Regions from separate parts of the Homo sapiens genome. Here regions 1 and 2 are each linked to region 3. Evidence: chromatin contacts called from ENCODE Hi-C data. All regions are on one chromosome and are shown on one strand. The core of a region is the stretch at or near the end of the contact, and the rest is flanking DNA. Distances in the headings are between cores, read along the strand shown.

Evidence for each region. Hi-C counts contacts between places; a loop is a spot of excess contacts on that map. Pooled maps may share reads with other maps.
Region 1: a loop to region 3 is called in a map with no recorded cell type, with 36 times the contacts of the local background. The contact joins two enhancer-like sites. A Hi-C loop is called at or near these places in 11 of 37 single-sample maps with no recorded cell type and 5 of 50 pooled maps.
Region 2: a map with no recorded cell type shows a loop between it and region 3 (9-fold over the local background). The contact joins the promoter of MACIR here to the enhancer-like site in region 3. A Hi-C loop is called at or near these places in 3 of 37 single-sample maps with no recorded cell type and 7 of 50 pooled maps.

Annotation. Positions count from the first base shown.
Region 1 is chr5:95,923,640-95,926,339 of GRCh38, reverse strand. All of the region lies in intron 2 of ELL2 (elongation factor for RNA polymerase II 2), which reads left to right. Among named protein-coding and RNA genes, the nearest start is that of ELL2, 37 kb to the left of the region's middle. RefSeq lists enhancers at 1,321-1,615, 2,097-2,236. Within about 2 kb of position 1,444, at least 6 of the 41 ENCODE cell types and tissues checked have a DNase peak (open chromatin) inside an H3K27ac peak, as active enhancers do.
Region 2 is chr5:103,257,460-103,260,159 of GRCh38, reverse strand. MACIR (macrophage immunometabolism regulator) reads right to left here and starts at 1,397. Exons shown (of 3, transcript NM_033211.4): 1 at 1,264-1,397. RefSeq lists silencers at 637-1,016, 1,227-1,736.
Region 3 is chr5:99,026,047-99,028,746 of GRCh38, reverse strand. No RefSeq gene overlaps it. Among named protein-coding and RNA genes, the nearest start is that of CHD1, 98 kb to the right of the region's middle. Within about 2 kb of position 1,331, at least 5 of the 41 ENCODE cell types and tissues checked have a DNase peak (open chromatin) inside an H3K27ac peak, as active enhancers do.

The DNA of each region.
Region 1 (2,700 bases), core at 195-2,694, 3.1 Mb after region 3:
TACCCTCTGCCCTTCCCTGTCAGTAGGAATATTTAGCTCTTATTGATTTCTCTAATACTTAACTTTTTCTATTGCCAGTGAAGGCTACCCTCCCCTTCCTACTCCTCCACCCTTCAGCATTGGTTTGCACATCTGGGCTGATGTGAGAGGCTTTTTTTTTTTTCTCCCCTCAACCCATAATGTTTGGGCCTAAAGTCATAACTGCAGGTCTAGTTTAAAAAATAGCACATGTGGCTTTCAGGTTGAGGTTTCTATTTTCTGTTCTGATTCTAGACTATTCTGTCCCTAAACTGTGGAGCCTGAATAGTACATGCAAATATATTTCTCTAGCTTAAAGTATATTTTCTAGATTTTAAGGAAGTCACAGAATCAAGAGTCTAGAAATAATTTGAGAACAACAGAGAATTCTAATGTTTAAATGTTTGCAGTAAGTTTGTATCTAAGCTAATATATAGTCTATATATAGTCAAATAATAGATTTTAGATAAAATTAAGAGATGGACTGGCTTCCTGGGATGCCGGAGGGGAGGTGGGTTCTGAGGCCATACAAATTGGGAAACTATTCAGTATGAAAAGACCCACAGCAAAGAAAGTTATTTTGTTTAACTTGGCATTTCCTAAATTTATTTGAGGAAAGAACCCCTCTTTCACATAAGGAAACTTTTCAGCATGCTTCAGAAATGCTGGTGGAAAGAAAGCAAACACTTCAGTTCTAGGCCTGGCTCAGGCATTAATCCACCTTTTCATTTAACAAATATGCATTGAGTGACTACTTTGTGCCACGCACCACTTGAGGTGCTGACAATATATTCAGGGAACACAACAGACAAAAGCCTCTGTCCTTGCAGAGCTTATATTCTAGTGAAGGGAGAAAGACTATAAACATAATATGTTAGTATTACAAGGTAATGAGTGTTTCAGACAGCCATGGAGCAGGCTCGGATTTGTAGTACAGGGGTTGTCAATCTAAGTATGACTCTAACTTGAACAAATCACTAAGCCTCATTGTCCCTAATCTATAAAAAAGAAATTATAGATGATCTTGGCCCGCTCAGCTATATGAGTCCACTTTAACACCAGGAATTGTCATGTCAAACCATGGTACTGCTGGTTCACTGAGCATTTACAATCACCTTATCAGAAAAGGTGTCTGTCAAACAAGAATTCTGTAAGTTTGAATGATTTGTAATCCCACAGAAGAACAAAACACTTAAATAAATGAAGAAAACCCTTGCTGGTTCTATTTTTAATCTAATGTATACCTCAATCCAATATTGAGTAGAAAGTATTTGACTCAAGGACAGGAAACCTGCAGTAAAGGTACCAACAGCTTTTCAGCAGATGTTAGCATTCACATATGAGAAAGTTGCAGCAGTGTGCACATTGTGCTTCTGCCCTAGATCCTTATGTAAATAGGACGTCCGTGACTTGATGTTGAAATGACCTTTCAGGCAGTATTCTGTTGCCACATGCCTGAGCTTGTATCCCAGAGTAATTAGACGTTTTGACTTACACATCTTGGTATACAGTGTTTATGCTAATTATAAATGTCTGAAAGTTTCCTGAAACTTTTTCTTTGTAGCTTTTTATCAAAGACAGACAGGAGGTTGGGAGGAGGGTTGTGGATTGTGGTCCTAAGCCTTTGATTTTCAGTCTCTCATTTTTGGAATGAAAATTAAAATCTGCTTTTCCAGTTGCCGAGACATGGTGGTATATTTTTATATTCTTCATCTTGAACAAGAAACTGTTTGGAATCACAGCATTTTAATACTTTTTAAATAATATTTTATTCTTAAGGCATTTAGCTAAAAATTCAAGATTGTGAGTCCCTAAATAAAAATTATTCCCAACTGACCTGTAGGAAAAGCTTAAAATACTAAAATTAAAATGGAGAAGTTTCTATCTCACAAAGGAATGGTCTTCCAATATTGTTTCAAAATCAGACCTCAAAACTTATTTCCTGTGGTGGTTACCTCAGTCCTCAAAGCTGACCCTAGGTCTACCAGTAGCAGTCAGTACATTTTCACTTCCTCCTCCTCGTATTTCATGAACCTGAAGGCTAGTTTTTAAGAAAATGCTTTATAACCATTTTGGAAAAAAGAACTGTGTAGATACACAATGGAATAGGCTCCTGCATATCAGAGGGGACTGACGCATATCCACAGGTTCCTCTGAAACTCTGCCTGAATGGCTCTAGATTAGACAAGGTCTCAGACCCACCCTAGCTCTGGCCTTCAACAGTCCCACAGGTTCTGGTCTGCTCTGAAGTTGCCATAGTTTAGTTCTAAAGCTTCCCTCTCACCAACCTGCCCTAATTGTCATATATTACCTGCTCTTTCCAATAAGTCTCCTGCTTTCCTGTCCATTGGCCAAATTGTTACACAGCCTTACCAGCCATAAACATAAGTGCTACCTTATATACCCATTTCATTCTTAAGAGTATACTTGGATATTGATACAATTAACTTTGTGTCTAATTAATACATCTTCAAGAAATTAGATGCACTAAGTCTACAAACCCTTTTGAAATTTTAAGGATGTAAAATTTGCCTGAAAACATCTTGCTCTTGAAAAGCTTCAGATTAGCTCAGACCATACCATCTGCATTGATGCTGCTCTGAAACTACCAAGAAAAGGCAATGTAGAACTCTGATTGGCCTGGGCTTAGCTCAGACCATACCATCTGCATTGATGCTGCTC
Region 2 (2,700 bases), core at 148-2,647, 4.2 Mb before region 3:
GCACACTGTAAAATGCCTCCATTCTTCCTGCTCAAATAAAAAGTTCCCAGCTCCAGCTTTACCTGTGCACCACACACACACAAACACACACACACACACACACACACACGGAAATCTTGGTTCCACCCAAATCAGTAACCCACTGGGTTGAAAACTGAGGTGGAAGGAGAGGCAGGGAGTCCCTAAGCGTGTGGAACACTAGCAAGGGGAAAAGGACGGGGCCATCATTCCCTTCGCGTTCCCATCTCCTTTCTGGCGGAGACCTGCAGATTCCACCACTAGAGAGAGTTTGGCAGCTTCACAATGGGGCCGCGTTGCTGGAGGTCTGACTGCCACCCGCCTCGAAACCCCTCTCCTCCGCTTCCCACCTGCCCCAAAGTCCACCCGCGACAGGTGGGGCGAGGGTGGCAATGCCCGACATCTGCCGCTTAAGCTTCTGGCTCGGACCGGGCCCCAATCCACACGCGCACACACGGCCACAGCCGGCCAGTCCACCCCCACTGCACCGGCAGACACTCGGAGGGCGCGGGCGGCCTCGCACGCGGGTTGCAACCAGGACGAGGAGGGTCGGCGAGATCAGACCGCCGGGGCTCGCCCTGAGGTGCTATCTGACCCGGGCAGTCGCACCCTGAGCGCGGCCGGGCACGCAGCCAAAGGTGCCGCCGGCCGGGGAAAGCTACTTCTCAAAGGGGCCTCCAGGCCCGCTGCCCCGCGGTGCGGGAACAGCGGCCAAGGGAGGGAGCGAGCGAGCGTGCGCGCCAACGCGCCCCGACTTCCGCACCGCGGCACCGCGGGAGAGGCGCTCCGGGTCGCCGAGTCCCCGCACCTCCCCAGCGAGCGCACGACGCGCGCACACGGGGGCGCACGCCCCCGCACACTCACACGCGCTGCACACTCACGGCGTCTGCGGCCCCACCCCTGTGCCAGGGAACCGCAAGCTCCCCGCACCCCGCGCGGGCCCCACCCAGTTTACCAGACCCCAGTCCCCTTCGGGTGCCTGGGAACCGGTCCACCAAGGCCAAGGGACGCTGGGGCCGCCCCGCCGCCCATCGCAGAAGCTGGTCCGGCCGGGTTTCCCCAGCACCGCGGGCATCGTGCGCCCGGCCCAGACACGAGGCGGAGAGGAAGGGGCGGCGCCGCGATTAGGGCTGGCACTGGGGATCGGAGCCTGGGGCAAACCCACTCCCCCAAGCCCCCCATAACCACCACCTTTTCTGCAGCACAAAAGGTTACAGACGGAGCCGTCGTCCCCGTGCAACCTACCGATGGCCCAGGGCTCCGCTGCCTCCGCCGTGCCCGGGGCTGCGGAGCGGGAGACAGGGGCGGGAGAGGCGCAGGACTGCGGCGCCGAGATCCAGGCAGAGGCCGCCAGCCGAGCCAGCCGGGTACCCTCTCCTCTCCCACCGCGCTCGGCGCCAGCTACCGCCCTGCTTAGTCCCCGCCCCCTCCTCCGCCTCCTCCTCCGCCTCCTCCTCCGCCCGCCTTCCCGCCTCCTCCCTCTGGCTGCAGAGGCGCAGCCCGTCAGCGCTGAGCCCGCCTCCTGCGCCCAGCTCTCAGACACCCGGAGGAAGGGCGGGCCGGCTGGCTGCAGAAAGGCGCTAAGAGGCCAGAAGAAGTTGGCGGGGGTGGGCGGGGTTGTTGACTGGTGGTGGGGAGGAGGAGTCGCAACACCCGCTCTCTAGTCTAAACCCAGCACTCCAACTAAAGAGCTCCAACTTGCGGACCTGGGAACACTCCGGCTTCCTCAGTTAAGTGGTGTGCTGATATTTGTCACTTGTGAGTCTCTGCTTAAAGGGCTCAGCACTAAGCAAAAGTACAGAAAACTAGAAGGCCATGAAATTAAAAATTATAGGATCAGTCTACGAAAACTCGTAATACCCAGTGAAGGTGGCGGGGTGGGGCGGGGGGGGGAGTTCAAATTCAGATTCTGATTGGATTAACTATTTTTTAATTTGCACAAATGTTGATCTTGTCTATTATTGTAATAAATTATTTTCTTTGATGAAGATTTGCTTCTCTCAATTCATGTACATTTCTGCCGAACTGGTTAAGCTCAGCAATAAGAATATTTACTGGCATGCATATCCAAATTTACATCTCTCAATAACCATTCTGTGAGGAAGTAACCAATTATGATCCACATTTTAAAAATGCAGAAAGTTTAGGTCATATGCCTACTGAGTGGCTAAGGCTGAATGTGTACGCAGTCGGTGAACCCCAAAATTGTTTATAAGTGTTATAAATTTCGGTACCAGTGTCCAATCAAGAGAGTTTTATTTTTTAAAAGACAAAATGCTTTATCTTAACATAAAAGACATAAATCTGGAGTAGATTAATATAAGTTTAAACGAGTCTTGATTCACACTTGTTCCAGAATCTACATATGTTCCTGATAATATAAAGGCAAAAAATATATAAACACCTCTAGTCCAACAGAACCACTCCCGGAGGCCGCTCAGCTATAAGCCATTTTATGCTACTGCTTATGTGCCCTAAAATAAGTAAAGGAAGGTAGAGGGAAGAATAAGTTTTAAGGAATGTTCCCTAAACAATTTTACAAAACATCAGTTACTTTTTTTCCCGACATAGATTTGCATGTAATTTCAAAAATATAGAAGCTAGCACAACATAATATGAATAAATAAATGAAGAAACTTTTTTTGCATCAGTACATTAGGAGAATACACCGAGAATTATTTC
Region 3 (2,700 bases), core at 82-2,581:
AGGAATTTAGAGTCTATTAGAGGATAAAACTACAAAACTAAAAATCAATCATATGATCTGTTAAGAAATGACTACAGAAACAAAAGTAAGAAAGCAGCAAATGTGAGGTTTGAGGATAGAGACAGAAGAATTTCTGACAGGAAGTAATTTTTGAATTGAGCCTTGATGAATGAGAATATCACTTAGAAATAAGAAAAGGAGGACCAGGTGCAGTGGCTCATGCCTGTAATCCCAGCACTTTGGGAGGTTGAAGCAGGCAGATCACCTGAGGTCAGGAGTTCGAGACTAGCCTGGTCAACATGGCAAAATCCTATCGCTACTAACAATACAAAAAAATTAGTCATGCATGGTGGCGTGCACCTGTGGTCCCAGCTACTCGGAAGACTGAGGCACAAGAATCTTGAACCCCGGTGGCAGAGGTTGCAATGAGCCAAGATCGTGCCACTGCACTCTAGCCTGGGTGACAGAGTGAGACTCTGTCTAAAAAAAGAAATAAGAAAAGGGCATTTTAGGTAAAGAAAATGGCTGAGGAAGCTATAAAAATACCTTACATATTTAGTCTCTTTGCAGTTTTTTGCCTCCTGTGTGACAGCTTCCCCACATTACACTCCCTAACTAAATACCCATGAAGCCATAAGAATTCCCTCCATTTTTATTTCTTGTTTTGTCACCAACTTTGAAATTTGATAGTGTATTAAAATAATGGATGGTCCACCACAGTCATGAAGAATGAATAGAACCTCCTGATAAAAGTGGTTTTTGTGAGTTTTTTTAGGGATGGTTAATTTTTTAAAATCTGATTCTGGAATGCAAGAAGATTATAAAATGTTTTTAAATTTAAAAAAACAAACATCTGTATACCATGCTGTTCTCTTCTTTGCATTGGGATTTGGGTTATTTCATAGAGCATTTTAATTAATGGTGCAAATTAGTCTAATTACCAAATTAGTCTAAAGCTCTCAGAAGTGAGGTCAATGGATACACATGCTGTGGAAAGGCCAGACTTTTCATAAAGCCACAAAAACTATTTTTGGTACCCAGAAGATGACTTGGTTAGTATCAAAAACAGTAAGATCTACCTTCATTTAGGACATAAGTGAAAGACACTTCTGTGGTTAATAAATTTCACTGGCAGCAAGGGAGTAGAAGCCCCTAGGAGATACACTCCACTGCTTCTACAGAGAGGTAGAAGTGGAGTTTCAGTTTTAATTTTGCACTGTCTTTCTTTGAAATGATTCTAGCTTCTGCTTTTGAACAAACAGTAACAGTTTCTGATCCCTGTTTTACTGTCATTGAATATCAAATGGAGAACTTGTTTCTGAGACAGGAAATGCTAGTGAAACTCCTCGCTCCTGTCAGCACTTTCTAAGCAAAGTCAGGCACACTGCTTGCATTCTCTGTATTTGGAGATCTTCATCTTTACACGATGCTTATTGCAATCTGGAAGCTAAAATAATCCATACTCAGGCTTCAATAGCCTAAACTGTTTTTTTGTTTTTGTTTTTTGTTTCATTTTTGTTTTTTTTTTGTTTTTTTTTTTTTTTTTTGAGACAGAGTCTCGCTCTGTCACCCAGGCTGGAGTGCAGTGGCAGGATCTTGGCTCACTTCAACCTCCACCTCCTGGGTGAAGCAATTTTCCTGTCTCAGCCTCTCAAGTCCCAAGTAGCTGGGACTACAGGCATGTGCCACCATGCCCAGCTAATTTTTGTATTTTTAGTGGAGACAGGTTTTCACCATGTTGGCCAGGCTGGTCTCAAACTCCTGCACTCAAGTGATCTGCCCCCGTCAGCCTCCCAACGTGCTGGGATTACAGGTGTGGGCCACTGACCCAGGCCCAATAGCTTAATCTTCATATTTCACACCTGGAAAACTATAATTATAGTACTGCTGACTTTTTAAACTGGTACAAAGACTTATCTTAGGCAATGTCTAAAAAGTGCTCTAATCACCTTAGAAGAAAATTATGCACTCTACAAATCACAGACTTGGGAGGCTTTGTTAAAAGTAACCTGTTCCAACACTGCAATATATGAATCAAGAATCATTTGTATGATACAGTGAATTAAGATGGGTACTCTGGGCATTTTATTTTGAAAGGTCAACAAAATGCAACTTGTTAGAACAGTTTTAGCTCTGTAGCCTATGGCTACCAGTTTACGCTAAAATAAGTCTTTTATTATACACAGTGACAAATTCTTCCATCTCTTCAGCTCTTTTCACCAATGCAATGTATACTGAGTAGTATCTCCTTCAGTTAGTTTAGGCCATCTCTGGCTCTTCTGGAATATTCTGTCCCTCTCAGGGCTGCATTTGATATGCACTTTAAATGTATTTTGCCTATAATTTAAAAGATAGGATGGGGCTGGGCACTGTGGCTCACACCTGTAATCCCAACACTTTGGGTGGCCACAGAAGGCAGATCGCTTGAGGTCAGGAGTACGAAAACAACCTGGCCAAGATGGTGAAATCCCATCTCTAATAAAAATACAAAAATTAGTCAAGTATGGTGGCAGGCACTTGTAATCACAGCTACTTGGGAGGCTGTGGCACAAGAATCGCTTGAACCCGGGAGGAGGAGGTTTCAGAGAGCCGAGATTGCGCCACTGCCCTGCAGCCTGGGTAACAAAGGAAGACTCTGTCTCAAAATAAATAAATAAATAAGATAGCAGGATGGGTGCAGTGGCTCACACTTATAATTCC